2 separate regions of the Homo sapiens genome follow, and region 1 is linked to region 2. The links are chromatin loops, found by intact Hi-C in ENCODE. Cell type or tissue: PC-9. All regions are shown on one strand. Each heading gives the region's core, and the rest is flanking DNA. Links, peaks and the distances in the headings are about the cores only. Region 1 holds the start of LOC124905252 (a long non-coding RNA gene). Region 2 overlaps NHS (NHS actin remodeling regulator).

What was found. A loop is a pair of places that touch in the nucleus more often than their neighbours do. Peaks named below come from ENCODE experiments on the same cell type or tissue, not always from the same donor. Only the 100,000 strongest peaks of a DNase experiment are listed, where the experiment ranks them.
Region 1: a loop joins it to region 2, with 14 times the contacts of the local background. A loop is called at or near these places in 4 of 110 quality-filtered maps.

Annotation. Positions count from the first base shown.
Region 1 is chrX:17,158,165-17,163,549 of GRCh38, forward strand. It overlaps LOC124905252 (a long non-coding RNA gene), which reads right to left and starts at 1,988. Exons shown (of 3, transcript XR_007068400.1): 1 at 1,920-1,988. It also overlaps a transcript of REPS2 not described here. In PC-9, for the core only: CTCF peaks have their summits at 3,010 (motif pointing right) and 3,213; no DNase peak of the experiment used is centred there.
Region 2 is chrX:17,688,205-17,693,589 of GRCh38, forward strand. It overlaps NHS (NHS actin remodeling regulator), which reads left to right. Exons shown (of 9, transcript NM_001291867.2): 3 at 4,131-4,264. Among named protein-coding and RNA genes, the nearest start is that of SCML1, 47 kb to the right of the region's middle. RefSeq lists a silencer at 2,112-2,171. In PC-9, for the core only: a CTCF peak has its summit at 2,095 (motif pointing left); a DNase peak (open chromatin) is centred at 2,097.

The DNA of each region.
Region 1 (5,385 bases), core at 282-5,281, 530 kb before region 2:
AGATAATCTGGAAGAACGAACTTGGATTTAGACTACCAGGTTCCAAGACTTACATAGCTACAAGTAATTAAGACAGTGTAATATTGTTGCAAATGATAGGTTAATGGTACAGAATAGAGAGCCCAAATACATAGCCGCACATATATGATCCCTTGACTTGTATATTTTTTAAAAAAAGCCATCATAATTCAGTGGTGGAAAAGATGGTCTTTTCAATAAATGATGGTGGAGCAATTGGATATCCACATGGAAAAAAATGAACCCAGAAAACCTACCATGCAGAAAAATTAATTCAATATGTATCATAGATCTGAATGTGAAAGGTAAAACAATAAAGCTTCTAGAAGAATGCATAGGATAATATCTTCATGTGTCTCAAGTTTTTTAAACAGGGCATACAAAGGACTAACTTTAGAAAAAAAATTGATACATTGAATTTCATTAAAGTTAAGAACTTTTTATCAGAATTCAGGACTAAGAGAGTTTTGGCAAGCTGAAGAACAGTAGAACTTATTTGCAATACATCTGTCAAGGATACTTGCCTGTTTTTTCTATGTTGGCAACTATGTCTAATTTAAAACACTGAGGGGAAAGAAACCACTGTGCAGGCTGACAATACACAGGCCAAACAAAACAGGTCTGCAAGCCAGGTTGGGCCCACGCATTGCCTGTTTGCGACCTCACCTTCAGCAGCACAGAAGAATGAAAGAGGCTTTAACATTTCCACATTTTCTCATTCTTTACCTGACCAGCCTCAGTGAGGGGAAACAACAATGTAGACCTCTGTTTCCAAATAATAAGAATTTTCCCTTAGATGGCAGAACGGCTGGTTATAGTGAGTTTAGGTCTTAAATAAAACTTTCTTCCTCTCTGATAGATGCAATAATTAAAGAATATTTCAAAATATGATTCCATCAAATTTTTTTCATTGGCTCCCACTGTGTGTTCAGCTTGTCTTGGCTCTGTGAAGACCACAACTGATCCCCTTTTCACTTTGTTTGCTCTCTGACTCTAGAATTTCTCAGCCTCCCCAGATGATACTTTAGAGACCTGGGAAGTCAGCTTCAAGCTTCAATGAGGCAGAAGTCATGCAGAAACAGACTCAGTTTGAACTTTTTATGTTTCAAGCTCATTAATATCCAACTTCCTTACTTTCTACCTCCTTCCCAAACTCTGGTTCTAGTCTCTTTCCTTCTTCCAAGCACCACTCTTACTTAAGTTGGAGGCAATGGGGTGAGGTTGGAGAAAATTTCCTCTTGTTACCTCTTGTAACCCCACTGTTAGGATGAATAAGAGTAGGTGGCCTGAAGGATGGCACCCTGGAAGCATAACATAGTTGATAAAAGCATGGGGTTTGGAGTTAGACTGCCTGGATTCAAATCCTGTCTCTATTCCTTAATAACTTTGTAATCTTGGGCAAGTTATTTGCTTCTCTGTGCCTCACTCCATCATCTATACGTTACTGATAATAGTGCCCCCCAGCCCCCCAATGCACATCACTTAAAACAGTGCCTAGTAAGTGCTAGACATGTGTTTGTTAAATTAAAAATTGACTGTTGCCTGGTTACCTGTGAGGCCGTGGCATTGTGCTGAACATTGGGAAATAGAAGATGTGACCCCTGTCCCACCACCAGCCCACTCTTGATTTAAAGATGGGCAAACAAGTTGGCCAAATTGACCCTCCTCCTTTCCTTGAACTAGCCAAAATGTGACCACTGGATGATTTGATGACATCCTTCTTTTTGTGAAATCCAGTGATGTCTAAAATCCAAAGCCACTCAGAAGATGATTAAGATCATTCTGTGGAATTCTCTTTCCTAAAAACTGAAACTAGAATTATTATGCAGATGAGGAAACCTTTAACCTTGAGAAGTGAAGTGACTTACCCAGGATCCTTGTTATGGTGGCAGAGAGCTTACCAGAATTGTGTCCCACAATAATGTGGAAAGCAGAACTTGTGAATGATGAACTTATAAATTTCACTGAGGAGATTTCCAAGCAAAATGTTGAAGGTACACATTGGTTTGTTCTTTTTCTTTTTAGCTAAATGTGAGAGGAAAGAGAGAAGTTGAGGGAAGAACCATTAAACAAAAGGGAACCAGTACTTGATGATTTGGGAAATCCTTAGTCTATTGGGATTGCCAAGGTCAAAGTATTCAGTCACACAGAGGCTCTCTAAAGAGGTTAAATGTGTGACTCACAGATTCTCACAATCAAACCAGGGGGTATTTAGAAAGCTTAAGAGCATTATCCCTCAGCCATTTTAGCAGAAGTCAAAAACAGATGAAGTTATTTCAAAAATTTTATGGACCTGGCTTTCATTCCGTGACATCCATGGGAGATTCCCAAAGTTCTTAAGAATTGTATACTAATAGAAACACTGTTGGCTTGCACCAAAAGGAACAGAGAATATCTTAAATGGAAGAAGGCTGTTATATCCCCCAAACTCTGCTGGCAGGCAGCAAGCTGATATAAACACTTAGGTACAAACAAATACCAACTTTCATAAAAAAGGGAGGATGACTCAAAGGGTGGGACCAAGAGTCCAGAGGGTGAAGCTGAGAGCCCAGAAGGTAAAGTTGAGAGCCAACAGAGGATTATTTCTAGTCCTTGAAACCTAATGGAGTTTGGCTGGACTTAAAAATTGCTTTGGGTCAATGATTCCTTTTTACCTTCCATTTCCTCTTTTTTAAAAACATAATGTCTTTAACTGTTACCCGATGCCTGTCCCACCATTGTATGTTGAGAGCAGATAACTTGTTTCTTTAGTTTCATACATCCACAGATGGAGAGGAATTGTGCCCCAGAAGTTGTAGGGATTATATCCTGAGCCATATCTGTACTTAGTTTAGATGATGTAAATGACAAGATGTGGAACTTTTGAACTAGTGAGATTTAGATGAGATTTTTGGACTTTGATTTGATGCTGTAATGGGATGAGACTTTTGGGGACCTTGGGATGGGGTGAATATATTTTGCATATGGAATAGATGGGAATTATAGGGGCCACCAGAGGGCAGACTGTGATAAGCAGAATTTTGGCTGTCATGATCTCCACCCTCTGATGCTACTCCTGTGGTTATAGTATGTTACATGGCAAAGGGGATTTCACACATGCAATTAAGGTTACTAATCAGTTGACCTTAAAATAGGGAGATTATCTTGGATTATCCGGCAGACCCAATGTAATCACAGTAACTCTTAAATGCAGAAGAGGAAGTCAGAGAAATTTGAAGCATGAAAAAGACTTGCAGATGGAGTGGGCAATGTAATGAGGAATGCAAGGCAACCATAAGGAACTGAGAAAGGTTTATAGCTAGCAACAAGTGAGGAGACAGGGACCTTAACCCTATAGTCACAAGGAGCTGAATTCTGCCAACAACCTGAATGTGCGTGGAAGCAGATTCATCCCCAGAGCCTCCAGAAAGTATCATAACCCTGCTGATCTCCTGCCTTTTTTTTTTTTGAGAAACTCTAAGCAGAGGATTCAGTTGAGCCATGCTGTACTCATGTTTTTGACCTAAGAGACTGTAAGATAATCAGTGTTATTTTAAGCCACTAAGTTTATGGCAATTTGCTACAGCATCAATAGGAAACTAATACAAAGTCTGTATTCAGTTTCCAACATTATGGTGTCCACCCAGGTATTCCTTGGAGTTGGAGTAGGATGGGATTGGGGAAAGACCAAAAGATAAAAGGCCCTTTCTGATCTCTCCAAGCATTCATGGTTTTTATGAAAGACTGTCTTTTGGAAAATGGAAAAGATCCTAGAGGTATAGTGGCTTAGTGGCTGCTTCTGATATTTTAACTTGTCCGTTTCCCATCTTCCTCTCCCCAGTTCTGTGATAGCCTTGAAAACTAATAGCCTGCAGAGTAAAGAAGTAAAGACTGGCTTAGGTGTGCTTGATCTATGCAACTGCAGTGAAAACCAGCAACCTGGTAGCCACTGGGTGAGTCAGAACAGAGTTGGAGCTCTTTCAAAGCTCCATTCTTAGAGAACTGTCATAATTTGACCTATTTTATAGTTCCCCGGGAAATCTCACTCACAATGCTTGTCTTTATTTGACCTGACTCAGAGCTCATCCAGTGTGAACTGCCTTCTCCTCAAGGGCATTTGTCAAAAACAATTGGCAACAATTGTTTAATATCATGGCTGCCTGAGGCAGTGGTAAAAGTTGAGACAAATAACAAGCTAACTAAAAAACATAAATGGAAAAACTAGGGAATGAGATGTTCATAGATGGCCTTGAAAAGCTGTCACATATTCCTGGAAATTTAGAAGGCTACACACATGTTCACATGTACAGGTTTGAGTGCATACTCAGGGCTGCGTACATGCTCAAGAAATAACTGAGAAGGTCACCTCTGACTGACCTTAGGCTTCTGCATAAGCAGAAAGGGAAGGCTAAGACAGAGTTCTAAACTAGTTCTGTAAATTAACCAATGGCTTATAACAATTAAAGAAAAATGGCTGCATCTAGACAAGAACTGTAAGAACAGTCATACTGGCTGAGTGTTAAAGGTGTGTCCTAACATGCACAGAGAACCCCTCAGCAAAGACTCAGATTTATTGGTTCAAGGCATTTAAGGAAATGACGGTACAATTATTAACTACTAAGCTGAGTAGAGACAAAGAATACAGACTTTACAGAATTAGTTCAGGAATGTCACTGAACAAAGAGCAACAACACCAAACAGCAACAACAACAAACCATGGGGAGGAGGAAGAATCTGATTTTCAGAGTTGCCACATCACATTATACAAAATGTCCAGTTTGTAATGACAAATTATAGGATATAAAAAGAAACAAGAAAATATGCCCCAAATATGGGAGTAAAAACAATCAATAGAAATTGTTCTTGAGGAGGCCCAGATCTTGGGCTTATTAGACAAATACATAATTTAAATTAGCTATTTTAAATATATTCAACAGTGAAGGGAAACCATATCTTAAAAACTAAATGAGAATGTTGTCTCACCAAATAGAGAATACCAATAAAGAGATAGAAATTATAAAAGCAGACAAATAAAAATTCAGGGTTGAAAAGTACCAGAGGGGAAAAACAGCAAATTTCTTTAGGCTGAAGAAAGAATCAGTGAACTTGAAGATAGGTGAATTGAGATTGTTCATTCTTAGGAAAGAAATTAAAAAATGAAGAAAAATGAACAGGGCCTCAGAGGCCTATGGGACACTGTCAAGCATACCATTAGTTGTATAGTGGGAGTCCCAGAAAGAGAGAAAACAGATAAAGGGGCAGAAATAATGGGTGAAACCTTCCCAAATTTGATGACAAACATGAATCTACAAATCCAAGAAGCTCAATGAATTCCAAGTTGGAAAAACTCAGAGCATCACACTAAGACACCTCATAATCAAACTGTTG
Region 2 (5,385 bases), core at 86-5,085:
CTGCACTTGTCAAAAGCAAGTCTGGATTAAGTACAGACCTTCAGAAACTATTCCGAGGGGCAGGAGGGCATGACCATAAAAACTGGTACATTCAGTATATATTAGATATGGGCAAAAAATAAATACTTTGGATTAGAATGAAAAGGGAATTTGGCTTGACTCATAAATAGGCACTAGGTTTTTCCCCTATAAGAGATTCTGATGGAACATTTAAAATTGTGTGAGACCTGGGACACATTTTCATTGACCATCCTCTGCATTATGGGATGGCTGTCATCTTTGGCTCCCATCCAATCATTGTAACAATTAGAATGATCCCCTAGAGGGCTCTTCTGCTTCTCTTGAGAACCAGTGATCGGTCTAATGCCCCCATTCTTTAGTGGGACACGCGGAGGCCTAGAAAGGTGAGGAAACTTGCTCAGGGTCACACATAGCAGGTTAGGTGTGGTACCAGGACCCAACCTAAGCCTCTGAAATGCCTGCCAGAGCTCTTTTCCTCCTTGCCATACACTGTGTCTCATGGAAATAGGTACTGATGTTTACATGTCTCTCACAGTCCTGAGAAAGCTAGAGATAGGCTCATAGCAGTCAAAATAGGAATACAGTTTTTTCTTACACTGGTTGCTTTTCAGTGCCTTAAAACCATTCTAATTAGGACAAGGGGAATAAAAAGTAGCTTCATTGTTTTAGAGCCCCCTAAATTGGGTATCAGAAGGGGACATGTCAGCTTTTTTTGGCCTTTAGATTCTTGCTATGGAGATAGATGGTGTCTACACATTCAATGTCTTTCTTCCAAATTCCCTACACTCTTTTAAGAAATGGCATTTTGCAAAAGTATTAAAATGCAAGTAAAATATTTTAATGTCATTATCAAAGTGGAGAAACAAAATGGTGATATTGTTTTCATCTTATTTATTCCACATTTGTATAACTCCTGCCTTTTCCCCATCCTTATCTTCAATAGTTTGTTGCCTTCAATTATCATCTTTTTTCCCTCCTCATCTTTTTTCCCTTCCTCATCTTTTTTTCCTTTTAATGAAAGAGCTAACCTCCTAATATCCCTAAAGCAATTGTTTCTAAAAATTTTCCTTGGTTATTAGGGGAAGACATTGTGACACTTACAATGAAGAGTGATGATCAGTATCCTGTAGAAGCATCTTTGGCATACTTACCATTCACTTCAATTTTATAGTTGGCTAAGAAGTTCTTTTTTAACTTAAGCCACCTTCTGAAAATCTTTCTTTCCACACTTGCCATTCCTTTGCAGCCTGGATTAGGCACCCTTCCCATAATATCCTGTGCATCCTCCCATCCTGCCACTTAGAATCTTATAATCAACCACTATGGGCCTGTTTTACCAACCAACCACTAATAAGCCATTAATCTATGAGCAACTCAAGGGCAAGGATGATATCTTATTAATTTATTTTATTCAAAGCACTTAGCATGAAGCTGACATATAGTAGGTCCTCAATGAACATTTGTGGAACTGAATCAAGTTTTGCAAAAAACTGGTTGAACATTGAGGGCACAGGATGACTATAAAGGAATCTGATCGTTCTCACCAAATCCTTTCTCAGGTCCCATCATTAGAAATCTTGGGTAACATTAGCCCTTTAGGTATAATTATTTTTATCCCTTTATTTTATTAATAAGTCATCCCTGATTAGGATTTTATGGATTCCACCAGATAACACCAAGCTGCTCGTAAACTATCACATTTCACTGCTTTGTCAGGTTTAGACTTAAAGCAGAACTGAAGAACAGCAAGTGCCGATATCAATTTTCTCTGAACTTCCTCCTGTGGGGCGGTGAGAGAGGGATGTGGGGCCTCCTGGGGTTTGGAAGGAAGACTGTGGAGATGCGTTTTACCCTCCACAGACTGGCTTGTTTTGCGGTTGGCTCAATAGCATATCTTGGGTGTAGTAGTTTTAATAGCACTGCAGAGAGCCATAAACAAGAATTATAGCCATCATGGAATTAAAAACATGCAGTGTAGAATTAAAATTAGAAAGTGACTTTTTTTTTAACCTTGTCCAAGAAACACAATAGCATACTGCTGTATTCATCAGCATAATCTGCTTCTGCCATCTGGTGGCCATGAATAATACTGACCTATCAGACAACTGCCATGCTCAGCAAATGCTGCAGTGAGCATCCCTGTAGGTTCTCTATTTGGACAGCTGGAATAGCCTTGCTTCCACCATGAGGGAGTGGATAATGAAACACAGACAAATGAGGCTGTGGTGACAGCAGCTCTGTGCTTCTTTTGGAGGTGAGACTGTAAGGAGAGAGCTGGAGGACCAAGATTAAAACCTAGAAATTGGCTGCCTTCAAGATCTGCTTGATAGCAAACCCCCCAACAAATTTTATTGAAGGCAAGGGAGTGTTGTAGAACCTAAGAGTCAAAAAGCAATAACGTATGCTGCCCACAAGGAATCCCTGGTCTAGTGGAGAGACAGACAAGTAACCAGGTAATTTCAATACAGTGATAGGGAGGCTAAGAAGAAATGTACCAAGTCATTTCATAGAGCTTCAGGGAGGGTTTTGTGGAGGATGTAGCATCTACATGTATTTCAAGTTATTTAGGCTCTGATTACTTTTTTTCCCCCTTAGTAATTCTTTAATGCTCAGAGCCAGTAATGGCTTTATGTGATGCTATCATTTATGTTCATAAATCATGGAGAGAGAGATTCATAAGCAACTATAAATAGATAATTATATTTTATATTTCCTTTCCTTTCAAGTTGGAGGCTGCAGCATAAGTTTCATTGGTCTAAGGGAATAAGGAGCAAGATTCCACTGCAGTTTCAGGCTGTAGTGGACTAATGTTCTCCCTACCTCAGCACCAGAAAAAGGTATTATTAGGGAGCCATTAATCTAGCCTGCCTACTCCCAGCCTAGAGCAAAGAAAGATATATGTTTAAGATTGTGTAGGAGGGGAGCGATTGAATGGAAAATTGAGTTGATGTCTCCCTTCCAACTACTCCCCTCCTTTCACTTCTTCCTAACCAGTAACACCTGTAAGTGACTCTTCTGTACGGATTTAAGAATGTAAACACTTTTCCTTGTGTTACCCATTTAGAAAAGCCCACTGTTTGCTTGCATAATGATGGTGGCATTGGAGGTGGGCACTTTAACAAGGAAGACATTTATCTTAAACAGCCTTCGGATAAACATTGACTTTGGAGGCAGTTTAGCAAAGACTACCTACATGGTTTTGAAGACTTTGCTCTGATTGCTTATGGGAGCCAACATTTGTCAGAAGAATCCCAAGCAAAGGGAGATGGGGAATACTATCACATCTTCTAGACACAGACACTACGTTCAGGCAGCGAGGCACACGGACAGCCAAGTCAGACATGGATAGAATCAGAAAGTTCAAGAGTGCTCAGTTCCTAGTTTAGGGGGCAGCACATTGAATGGGGCAAAGAAAATGGAGCCAGCATTGGGCAGGCCTGTCAGAAACAAGTAACAGGACCTAGAAAAGCGCATGGCAGTAAAGGCACCCACCACAGCCCATTCGAAATACAGAGAAATGTAATACATTCTAATTTTAAAAGACTAGACTTTAATGAAAGCATAAATTCACTCTCAGTCACTCAGCAAACATGTGATGTAAATACTCCCAACATGAGTTATTTCCAGGTACCAACAGTTGAAAAATGGACTCACACAAATTCCTGAATATGTAGCAATCAGCTCCCCTGAGCCAGTGACAGCCAGCTCCCGTACCCAGTGGGTGGGCCGGGCAGCTCTGTTTTGTCTGTGCCTACTTTCCACTCCAGTACTGATGGCAGCAAATCTTCCACTATGTTCTCAACTTTTGTTGTTGTTGTTGTTGTTGCTTATGTTGTTTTGAAATAAGTCACACTGAACTCAGAAGTGAGCCCTCTTGTACAGATTATGAGATGGATCCACTGAAATGTATGCATCCAATTTCATATTAATAGTAAGTGAAAGTTCAATTAAAAACCATTCTGAAAATCTTATTTGGTATTCAAATTAGCTAAAGTAATGAAAACTCACTTTTTTTTTTTTTTACAGCCTTTTGCTAACACTCCCAAGGGGAAAAGAGAAATTGAAAATGCCAAGTGTATTTCAGTATTACTGCTTTTTCTCCTTCTCAGAACACCGGAGCCGGAGCGATCGCCGAGAGCAAAGAGCAGCTGCCCCCCTTTCCATTGCAGCTCCTCCACTGCCAGCCTACCCTCCAGCTCACAGCCAGAGGAGGCGTGAGTTTAAGGACCGTCACTTTTTAACGGTAAGTTTGGTGGCCACCTGCAGCCCTATGCTTGCTGCTGAGGAAACATCAGTTTGTCTGGGAGTCAGTTTCCTGCCTCCCAGTGAGAGAGGCTGGGCTGGCTAAGAGCTCAAATCATGGGCATTTGGGAACAAATTAATTTCCCTTCCTTTCATTCCTGAAAGAAACGCCTCTTTTTTGGAATACAGACATATTTTTTAGTTAACTGGTAGCACAATGCAGTAAAGCAAGAATAATTACAGACTAAAATCAGGAAAAAAAATACATACTTCAAACCTCGGTTCTTCTGCTTGCAAGCTGAAGGATTCAGGATAGGTTACTTATGTTCTTTGCCCTCAGTTCCCTCATCTGTAATATAGGGATATTAATAGTACCTGGTTTATAGGGCTAGAGGATTAAATGAGATAAGGCATGTAAAGTGCTTAGCCCAATGACTGACTGATACAGAGTAAGACCTCAAGAAATGTTAACCACAGCTGCCACTACTGTTATTACTGGTAAAGTGACAGCATGGCTGACTTGGTGGGGTGAACTGGTAAAGAACTTAAGTGATACGAAAAATTACCATTTGAAGAGTAATCATGTCATCATTTCATGCTTTCCCATTCTCCAAAGGAGGCTAGTTCTCCAGGGTAACTTAATACCATGGTGACGTCATCGCCTCTGGGGCTTTCAGCCCTGACCAGATGGATGTGGCTGTAACTCAGCCCAAGCCCTCAAGCATGGGTCACAGATGATGAAGCTGAGCCCATCTCAAAACACCTGCAAATACTATCAGCAGCCACTACAAACACATCACCGCAGATGTGCCTTCTGGGGCCTCAGTGGGGACAACTGAGCACTTTGTGCCTCTGAGCAGGCATCATTGAAGTGAGGGACTATGGCTTTTGTGACCAAATCAGCCCACACTGCCTGTCTGAATGTCTGCATTCCTGCTGTCTTGTCATTCTGGTTCAAGACCCAAAGTCTAAAGAAGTTACAATAGTGTGGGTACGAGTTAAGGTTTTTATTAGAAATTAAAATTGCGTGTATGACTCTAAATTGTGCACTCTTACGGCTTTTACAATATGCAAGAGAGATGCAAAATATTTGGGTCACATGGTGCCAAATATCCAGCCAAA